Linked DNA regions of Homo sapiens: region 1 is linked to region 2. A link is a loop called in an ENCODE intact Hi-C map of the cell type or tissue named here. Cell type or tissue: B cell. All regions are shown on one strand. Each heading gives the region's core, and the rest is flanking DNA. Links, peaks and the distances in the headings are about the cores only.

The links. A loop is a pair of places that touch in the nucleus more often than their neighbours do. Peaks named below come from ENCODE experiments on the same cell type or tissue, not always from the same donor. Only the 100,000 strongest peaks of a DNase experiment are listed, where the experiment ranks them.
Region 1: it touches region 2 in a loop (2.7-fold over the local background); 1 of 110 quality-filtered maps calls a loop at or near these places.

The regions. Positions count from the first base shown.
Region 1 is chr4:85,446,554-85,451,945 of GRCh38, forward strand. No RefSeq gene overlaps it. Among named protein-coding and RNA genes, the nearest start is that of ARHGAP24, 26 kb to the right of the region's middle. In B cell, for the core only: no CTCF peak of the experiment used is centred there; a DNase peak (open chromatin) is centred at 2,758; H3K4me3 peaks cover 559 bases.
Region 2 is chr4:85,390,444-85,395,835 of GRCh38, forward strand. No RefSeq gene overlaps it. Among named protein-coding and RNA genes, the nearest start is that of ARHGAP24, 82 kb to the right of the region's middle. In B cell, for the core only: no CTCF peak of the experiment used is centred there; a DNase peak (open chromatin) is centred at 2,948; H3K4me3 peaks cover 370 bases.

The DNA.
Region 1 (5,392 bases), core at 330-5,329, 56 kb after region 2:
AACACCAATTAAAATTCAGAACTTCTGGTGAAATGGAAGGAAGGAAGTCCAATGTGGCTGAGAAATTCTGGATTCAGATGTTGCTCTAGGACTCAGCAGCTGGAAAAATTTGGCCATGTTGCTTAATCTGGTGTTTCTCAACCTAGTGACACCTTAGAAACATCTAGAAGCTTTAAAACATGATTACACAGGTCTCACCCTTCTCCCAGGCATGGTTTAAATAGGTTGGCATGGAATCTAGGCCCTTATATCTCTTAAAAGCTTCCCTTGTAATGGTCAAGCAGAGTTGCTAGAATCTGAGGCAGGGTTAATAACCCCTTCTGTGGGGGAAAAAAAAAAAATCTTTGAGACTCAATGGAAATAATGCATTTTAACATTTAAAAATTTTAAAACACTGTAAAGTTAACGATGATGAGGTAATATGACAGAAGACCAATAAGACCAATAAACATTGCCTGATTTTCAGTTTCAGTTTACATAATGAGTAAAACCACCTCAAAATATTTAATGGGCAAAGGTTTATATTATCACTGTTATGGTTTTGTTACTTCATTTATTTGTCCAAGAAGTCTTGGCTTATTTATTATTTCTCACAGGATATGTGACAAAAATAATTTTGTAATATTGCTAATATAAAAGATTCTTTCTATTATTTATTTAGACATGAAATGACTAGACAGAGCCTTACCCTTATTATGAAATTGGCATTTTTATTACCATGTAAATTTTTTTTTACTTGTGTATCTTAGATTTATTAAACAGTTTGATAATCTTTCTCAAGACTTACATGCTGTTATTTTTGTTTTTGCATTTTTTTTTTTTTTTTTTTTTTGAGATGGAGTATTGTTCTGTCACCCAGGCTGGAGTGCAGTGGCATGATCTCGGCTCACTGCAGACACTGCCTCCTGGGTTCAAGTGATTCTCCTGCCTCAGCCTCCTGAGTAGCTGGGATTACAGGTGCCTGCCACCAGGCCTGGCTAATTTTTGTATTTTTAGTAGAGATGGGGTTTCATCATGTTGGCCAGGCTGGTCTCAAACTCCTGACCTCAGGTGATCCTCCCACCTGGGCCTCCCAAAGTGCTGGGATTACAGGCATGAGCCACTGCGCCCAACCTGTTTTCACTTATTTTTAAGCAAGAAGAACATGCATATCCTGTAGGTTATTGGCTCCCTATGATTATTTGAGATGTCTTGGGTTGGATTCCCTAGAAGCAGAGCCTGAGATAGGGATTCAGATGTATGTGACTTATTGAAGCAGTGCTGCCAGGAGAAAGGGAGGAAGGAAAGTCAGCTTGGGCAGGGGAAGAAACCAAGCAAGGATGGAACCTCAGGAGGACTCCAGCTTTAATCTGGTCCCACAGAAAGCTGGAGAGGACCGAATTTGTCCTACTTTGAGGCAAGGGGGCTGGGCTTTTGTACCCCTGTGACAGTCAGATTTGAGCTGAGGACAATTCTCTGGAAAAGTGGAAAAGAGGGGTAGTTGCAGCCCAGCAGCCAGACAGTGCAGCTGGAGGGTGGTACACTGGAGGAGAAAGGACCTGGGAGAAGCACTGATGGCATTTAATTTAGGGACTGTTGCCCCCTTTAAAATGTTTTCCTCATCATTTGCCATTCCATGTTAATAGTTTCGTTCCTTTGGATACAGTAAAAATGGGCCATGCCATAGGTTGACAACTATCAAGGGAGATAAGACAGATATTTACTGAGCACCTACTAGCTCTCAATATGCACTCAGATGATGACGTGCTGATGTTCCATTATCATTCATCAGTGTTTTCTCATGTAATTCAAGAGGTACTTTAGTGAGAAGCATGTAGTAGTCTGAGAGAAAAAAAAATCTAAGATGGGTATTTCAAGAAGAGGAGTAATTTCCAAAGAGATAATATTATATACTTTTTGAGGACATGAACCAAATGTTAAACATTTTTGTGTATTCCCAGTGCAACATAAAAGCTATTCAGGAAATCTATGGTAAACACAGGAATATGTAAATGGTACTGGAAAATAGAATGATGACAGAGAAGAGCTGTAAACAGAATTTTATCTATTCACAATTTTTCCTAGAGTCAAACCTGCTAAAAAAATTTAGTGGTGGAGGCGGGGAACCAAAAGGCATGAATTATATTTAGACTTAACGAAACACAGAAGCTCCTATTAAAAAAAAGAAACTCATATTACACAAGGACAATATAGCTTTCAGGATAGCTTTCTTTTGTTCATTGAAAGAGAGTCGGTGTTATCCCGGGGAATTTTTCTTGAAAGATGATTGATTTAATGCAATTTTCTACAATTTACCAATCGTGTCAATATTCTTTGGATTCCTTCTCTGTTAACCAAAGTCAGAGTTTTGTTGATTTGATAATCATAGTGGAAAACATTTGTTTATTTCCTTACATTGTTCCCAGGCAGAATGCCCATCAGATTTTCATCAGACTTGCAAACACACTCTTCTGCCATGGAACGTGATTTCATTAAATTGTGCTGAACTTTCTTCCAGGGTCACATGAAACAAACTGCAGGTGTGAGTCAGGGTGTACCGACTCTCCTCCACTGCAGCCTGCATCCTTCTAAACTCCCATCAGCTGCTACCCGATCAAAGGCCTACAGAAAGCCCTCCTTTTCCCTGTCATCCACAAGTCCCTTTAACAATAAAGAATGCTGGTCTGCACATGGCAGTACTGGTATTTTGATCTTTTTTCATTCTCGAACTTTTGTACCAGAAAGATCACACATTTGCAAGAATAAACACACCCACTTATTTAACTTCCTCATCTTTACCATCTTGCAGCTGTCTGAAACCTGTGATTTTTCTCCTATGGCTCATTCAACTATTTGAGGTTTGCACTATTTTCTAGTCAAAATGCTAGCACATGTGCAAATGCAAATGTTTTATTAAAATTTAGTAAGATGCCAAGCAGCTAAATACATCTTGAGCTCAGAAATACAGATATAAATATGCTGGCCTTCATCTAGGAATAAAGCACTGTGATAAGCCAGGGCTCTCCTTTATGGGTGACAGATTTATGGTAGTCTGTTTCTAATCTCTACATAGATGCTTTGGGCTCTCAGGAGGATGCTAGAATTGCTTGGATTGGTGAGGTCTCTAGTCACGGAACAGAATAAAGCTATTTCACTTAAGTGCAGTGCTGTTACCTACTGGTTTTCTATTTTTCCCTTTGCTGTCCCAAGTGGGAGATGAATTTGACATGTCAAACACTACCCCATGTGGGATATCCAGAGTGAAGTAAAGTCTTGGCTGAGCAGCTGTAACTCCAGTACGCTTTTTAACTCCATCCCTTTCTTTCTTTTTTTTTTTGGACAGGGTCTCACTCTGTTGTCCAGACTGGAGTACAGCGGCATGATCTTGGCTCACAGCAACCTCTGCCTCCTGGGTTCAAGCGATTCTCCTGCCTGAGCCTCCCTAGTAGCTGGGATTACAGGCACGTGCCACTACTGCCCAGCTAATTTTTGTATTTTTAGTTGAGACGGGGTTTCACCATGTTGACCAGGCTGGTCTTGAACTCCTGACCTCAAATTATCCACCCACCTCGGCCTCCCAAAGTGCTTGGAATACAGGCATGAGCCACCACGCCTGGCCAATTCTGTCCCTTTCTTTCTCACTAAAGAAGAAGATCACAATGAAAGACAAGGCAATTGGAGATCTTACAAAGAAGTATAATCTCGAATCCACTGTGCTACTATTAATTTTAAAATGTTGTTTCTTTAACTATTATAAGTACCACATGACCTGTGGTATATACTCTAATGCACCATAGCTCTGCAGATGCTGAGACCAATACAACAGGCTACTTCTATGAAGTGGTCAATGGTTCACTGCTGATTCCTAAACACAGTCACAAGAGATAATGGGGTATCAGTGAGGACATGACTAGAGAGCATCTGAACTAGTTCTACCTGTGCAGACACAAGTAAATCTTTCCAAGTTTTACTTCGATACCATGAGACCGGATTCGAAGATTTTCTAAAATCTCTGAACAGAATCTTAAAATCACAGTCTTAGATATGCAATAAGCAACTAATTATTCCTTAGTGATCAGCTAACAAAACTCTCTTTTACATAAAAATACAGGCCTAGAGAAGTAAGGTCAGTGGGGATGCACACAGTGTTACTTGGTGAACACATGTTCTATGTCCAGTACCCAATGAGGAACTTTGCTTGGATTACATCTAATTCTTTTGACAATTGGGAAGGGTAAATGACAATCTCATTTTACAGATGAAGGAATAGGTTTTAAAAGGTTAAGTGACTTAACCAGGTTCTCACATCAAGCTAGACAGAGAATCCATCTGTCAAAACCACATATTTTCAAGTACATCCCAGGTTTTGGCAGACAGGCTCCTCCTCTTTTGAGCCTTAAAAATTCCACGAGTAACCTAAATGTCCAAAATAGGCTACCTTAAGTACATGACTTAAAATGATGTGATTAAAAATGATGCGAATCATTCAACTATATTATTGAGTGGAAGGCAGATAATATAACAAGTTGTCCTATAAATCTACATATGTAGATAAATAAACGCATCACAATGTTCATATTGGTTGAGTTTAGGAGGTGTGATATCAGGTGAATTCCATTTTTCTTCTTTTTCTTTTTTGGAATTTCTAGTATTCTACAAGAACAACCGTGACCTTGGGAAATTTGCTTAACCATGTTGAGTCTCAGTTTGCTCATATTTAGTATCAAAATAACAACAGAGCCTACCTTGGTTGTTGTGAGGGTTATGTGACAACAGTCTCAATCTGGTGCCTGGGTTGTTGTATGCATTAAATGTCAGTCACTTGGGTAAAGGGGAACTTTGTTTTGAAATGAGTCCTATTTTCTCTTTAATTGGTATATAATATATATTTACTTTAAAAGTCAATTAAATTAAAAATAATGTTTAAATTCTTTGAGAGATTACCATCTTTCTGGAAGATAATTGCAGTCCCTGGGAGTTACAGCCTAACCAAAGCTGGACCATAGCCTATTTTTATTGAGGCCAAGGCTTTAAGTAGTGATGTATTTAATGCCATATAATTAATATATAAAAGTTCAAAAGCTCCAGCTGGAGGCTAAACTGTGTTGTTTACCCTGTGATTTAGGTTGTGTCTCTGCATGTCCAGGAGACTAGTAAAGACTACATCTCATGTATCTGTTTGCCTGAAGGACTGAGGATTCTTTTTGGAAAAACCCTGGGGGAACACTGTAAAGACACTCCAGTATGAATAAAAGGCAATGAGCAGGTTTGCAGGACAGGGTTGATTTTGAGGTGTGTTTACTATACTTTGGCAAAGCAACTACAGTGTCCCACTGATCATAATTCAAGGGGGTATGGTCCAGAGACAGCTTTAGAGAAGGTTATGCAAATTTAACAAGACTTTAAGGACTCT
Region 2 (5,392 bases), core at 82-5,081:
AGGGGTAGGGGCTTACCACATAGATTCTTTATTGTTGAATCTTAAAATATTTTATTAATCAATTATTTGTATAGCTTTTGTTGTAATTCATCCTTTTTAATTCAGGGAAGCAATTTTCAAGTTTCACCTATTTCTGCTAAGAAGTATATATCTATCAAAAAATATCAGACTAATACTTTTGTAGATTCGATTTTGAATTGTGGACAATGTACATATGAGTTTTTTGTCACTTTTGTGCAACAAAGCTGAGGGTTAAGAGAGAATTTGAGATTTGACACAGTCCTGTGTCCACTGGACCAAGAGAGACTGATTCAGGGTGTTAAATTCCATTTTACCCCTGAGGGCATATAAAGTATAATTTAGGATATTGTTTGAACTCTGAACATACATTTTCAATTTGTTAAATTGCTTCTTTTCTCCTTCATCATTAACATTTGTCAATGTCTTGCCATGTAAAACTGAAAAATTGGAAGAAAATACAGTGTAGAGTAGTAACTTCCAGAAGACCTGTGCCTACTATAAGATGTCAACTATTTAAATGTAAACTGAGAAAGTCATTCAAAATGTGAACATTTGGACAGTGTGATAATCCTCTCAATACCTGGAAACATTCTAAGTGGACTAAGTTGAAAGAAGGGAACTGATATGATTACAACTTGATTTATAAACAACGATTGATGTTTCTCTTTTCCAAAACTGTAATTTAAGCAGGAAAACATGTTGCCTTAGCCACTGCCATATCCTTCAGAAATAAGAACAGCTGTTTTGCCAACAGTGTGGATTTCTTTTTCTATAGTGTTAGTAGCATAAATTTTTTTTTTCTTATTTTGAAAAGACCAGCTGTTCTGTTGTTTTGGGAATATTCCCATATGTTCTGAATGGGAAAAAATAAATGAAGCCAAACCAAATGACTTCATAAAAGAAACAAAGCTTTTCAAGACTTTCTCAACCAGAAAGTTTATAATTAGAGTGTTAATTTCCTGGGGGGAGTTTTTGCTTCTTTGTGTAACTTAAAGGACAACATTTTTTACCCATTCTTTCATAAGACTTTGTTTTGTACTTGGAATTAATAGTCCAACAAGCCAAAAATAGTTCCCAATGGTTGGCTGAAAAGCTAATTTGAGAGCCACTATAAATGTATTAAAACATGAATTACATGAATTAGTACTCAAAATCAGAATCTTACAGCCCATCAGAGAAATATGTAAATCTGCTTTACAAATGACTAATTTCATATTTGTATTTAAGCTCACAGGCACTGCTTTGGAGACGTCTGTCTTATGAATACTAATATCTAGTCTATCTAAAGGAGAACAAACAGAAACTTATTTCCTAAGAAAGCCCTCCTGAGACACTGCATGGCCTACAACTTGTGAATCAGCTGGAAGAGTCTGGCACATAAATCAACCACCATTTCTCACGCCTATAGTGACATCTTCCATTAACCTGTAGAGTCTCTCAAGGTTATTTGTGGCAAGAGAGAAGTTGCAACCCCTTTTTTTCAGGCCTGGACCACTTACAAAGTAGGCTGACAAATGGATCCATATGGGTGAACATGTGTCAGAACTTTCCAGGAGTGCTGGGACTGGAGGTGACCTCCCCACTTGGGAATTGTACATGGTTTGGATCTAATGTGTATGTTTTAAAAAATTGGATGAATGCTTAACCTATACTTAAGGAGGAAACTTAGCACAGAAAAAATAGGTGATTTAGACGTTTTTATCAAGACAGTAGAAATGAAGGACTTCTGGTTTCTAGTTCTGACTCATAGTGTCCTCTGAGCTGTCATTTTTAACCCACAATGTTTCTGCATCCCCTCTGTCTTTTGCAGACTTTCAACCTTCAAGAGTCACACTTTAATTTATATTGTTTGTGTTGTAAAAATAATAAGTATATTAAACACATGTAAAATACATACACATTCCTCTCCTTCTCGCCAATATTTATATATGCACAGAGGAATTTTCTTCACCATGGCTTTGCTCTGACTGTATGAGAATCAACATCCAAGTGTAAGAGATCTGTTTATATAGTCAGACATATCACTTAAATCTGATTTAATTTGGGAAAACATATCTATTTATAGATAGATATCTATTTATATCTATTTATAGATATCTATTTATATCTATTTATAGATAGATTTCTATTTATAGATATCTGTTTTCTCTGGGTATGCTAGTTTCCTCCTACACCTTCAGAAATGGGCATGTTTGGTTAATTGCTGTGTCTAAATGGTCCAGTCTGAGCAACTGTGAGTGTGTGTGTGAGTACACCCTGTGATGGGATTAAATAATGTAGTTTAATGGTTAATGATAATAATACTAATTAATAATAATAATGACATTGGCTGACACAGAATGCTATGTTACAGGTGCTAATGAATTGTAACATTTTATGTTGTCAATAATCTTTCATAACAGGTTTTTGTTTTGAGTTTTGCATAGATCAGGTAACTAGAGCCCAAACAGGTTATCTTTCTTAAGGTCACACAGCTAATGAGAGAGAAGCTAGTATTAGAAGCCTGCTTTGCTTAACTTCAAATCCAAAGTCTTTATTATTTTCATTGCATTATGCTGCCTTCTTGGCTAGGACCTACCTAGGCACAATGGGGAGGAATATAGCATTTTTATTTCAAAGATAAAGGTTAAGTTTTCAGTACAATAATTTTTTTCTTCATTTGTACATTCATATCTTTTAAATCTCCCTCCCTTCTACCACAGGTATCTAGTTCCTTCATGCTACCACAGGCCCTGCCACGTATAAAGTTATTAATTGGTTATTTTAAAGATGGAAACATTTATGACAATTTTATAAGAATATAGGGAATGGGCAAGGCTTATGCAAATCAGTGAAGTGTAAGTTACAGAATTTTCATTATCGCTTTAGGTTTTAGGGGAACTGGATATTTGCATGAAACTGAAACACTCTAAATATTATCTCTTGACTAATTCCCTTCATGCAAGGATGACTGTGAGGGCGTGGGCTCACCTGGAAAGCTGAAGCTAAACTATCATTCCTCACCACACCCACACACCCACTACCCCAATATCAGGCTGAAGATTTGCTGAATCTGATTTCAGTTCAAATCCCAGAAAGTCCTATGCTTGTAAGCATTTCTATAGAGTACAAAGCATTGGTTTTTATTGCAAGTGCTTCTAAAAAGGTGATGTGAGTCAGAAGAATAAAAGGATGGTTGCACTGTAAGAATTAAGTGTTCTGGATGCAGTGAGACCATTCTTTGCATAAATATGACATTTACAGCTTGTGTTTCCTATTAGGCCTTCTCATAGCTAGGCTTTCTCACAGCTTTGCTTTTTTTAAAAAGCAAAGTTGAGGCTACTTTGCTTTTTAAACATACTTTGTATTCTTAGATAACTGGTTCCAGAACATAATCTAGTCTTATGGACTATGTGTGTGCGTGTGCATATGTGTTTGTGTGATACATGTGTTTGTATGTGTATATGCGTGTGTATATATACGTATATGTCTCAGGGATAGGGCTTTTCCTCAGCCTGCCAGATATGTTACAATGTGTAAAGCTGACATGCTATTATTCAGTGATGAAACAGTATGAATATTTTGTATGGGCTTTTACACCATTTAAGTAAAATATTTTGTGTCTTTCAAAAAATTTTGAATTTATTTCAGAGTGAGAACTGGTAAAAAGTTGGAAATGGCCAACCGTGTCTTTTACACTAGACAGTGCCTCTCATTAGCATGGCTCCCAAATAAGTCATTATCTAAGAAGTCCGTATTATTAAACAAAGTAGAAGTGTATGTCAACAATTGTCAAGAGTTTGAGATTTTATTCTACTGGCAACCTGACAAGTTATCATGCCACAGTTTTATTGATGCCCTAAGTTGTCTCGGGTTGCTATAACAAAATATCATAAACCAGGTGGCTTAAACAACAGAAATTTATCACAGTTCTAAAGGCCGGGAAGTCCAAGATCACAGTACCAGTAGATTCAGTTCCTAGTGAGGGCCCACTTCTTGGTTTGCAGTTTGATGTCTCCTTGCTATACCTTCACATGGTAGGGAGAGAAGGAGCTCTGGTCTCTTTGTCCCCTTATATGGAAACTGTCTTAGTCTGTTTTCAGCTGCTATAACAGAATACCACAGATCGGGTAATTTATAATAAACAGAAATTTATTGGCTCATGGTTCTGGAGTCTGGGAAGTCCAAGGTTGAGGGATCAGCAACTGGATAGGGGCTTCTTGCTGTGTCATCACATGGCAGAAGGGTAAACAGAGGGCAAGAGAGTAAGAGATTGAACTCATAGCTTCAAGCCCTTTTATAATCAACATTAATTCATTAATGACGATGGATCTCTTATGACCTAAACACCTCCCATTAGGCCCCACCTACCAATACTGTTGCATTGGAGATGAACTTTCAAACACATGCTTTTTGGAGGACACATTCAAACTGTAAAAGGTGACTATCCTATCATGGTCGGGGGCACAAACATTCAGCCTACAGTATGTTGGTAGCATACACAAGTCTCTTGGTATGCTTGTGTATGCTACCACATACCCATATGTGGTATACACAGATCATAGTTTCATACTCAGTTTATTATACAGTTTATCACAGTCAATACCTGTGACAGATAATTGGCATGTATGCCATTGCCTGAGTCTCAGTTCCTGCAAGGTAATATGAAATGAGCCAGATGACACATCCACACACATAGGGGATTGAGTTATGGAAGAGGAATGCTGAATTTAGGGACCAGGAATATTTTATAACGGGCAGTAAGCAAACACACCCTCTACTTTTGAGAAAAGCTTTATCTCTATTTTCCAAGGCTGCTCACTATACAAAGGTTCTTGAAAATATAGTCTTTATCAAAAAGGAATAAGTGCCTATGCTTTTAAGACATACAGAAATGTAAGAGACTGATGGGGAATTATCCCTCAATAATTCATTTTCCTATTTTCCATTTCTCAGTGTTTATTTTTTCCCTTTCCACACTATCTCTCTGCACTTATGACCAAAAGCAACAAAGAATAAAATGTTCATTCTGTTATTTTAAGTCTTAATGATAAATTTGGGCCAGCTTTACAGCTGACATGATAATTTGTACAGGAATTGGCCATTAAGGCTGTCAAAAATAATAATCATGCAAAAAACAATCTTCTGGAAGAAGTTCTCCCTTAGAACCAAGGTTTGAGGATCAAAGAGCACAACCTGACTTGGTTAAAGCCTGACAAATATAGTCAGGAACTAGAGAACTTAGGGCTCAATTTCAGGAGAACAGATTCAGAGTCAAGAGAGGTAGCTGAGCATCTGTAACTGTGGCAGCTGTAACTCTAAAGTAAAGAATTGGATTATACAAGAAACTGCTTAAGGACTGGCATCCTGGATATTTTCTGCTTGGCATTTC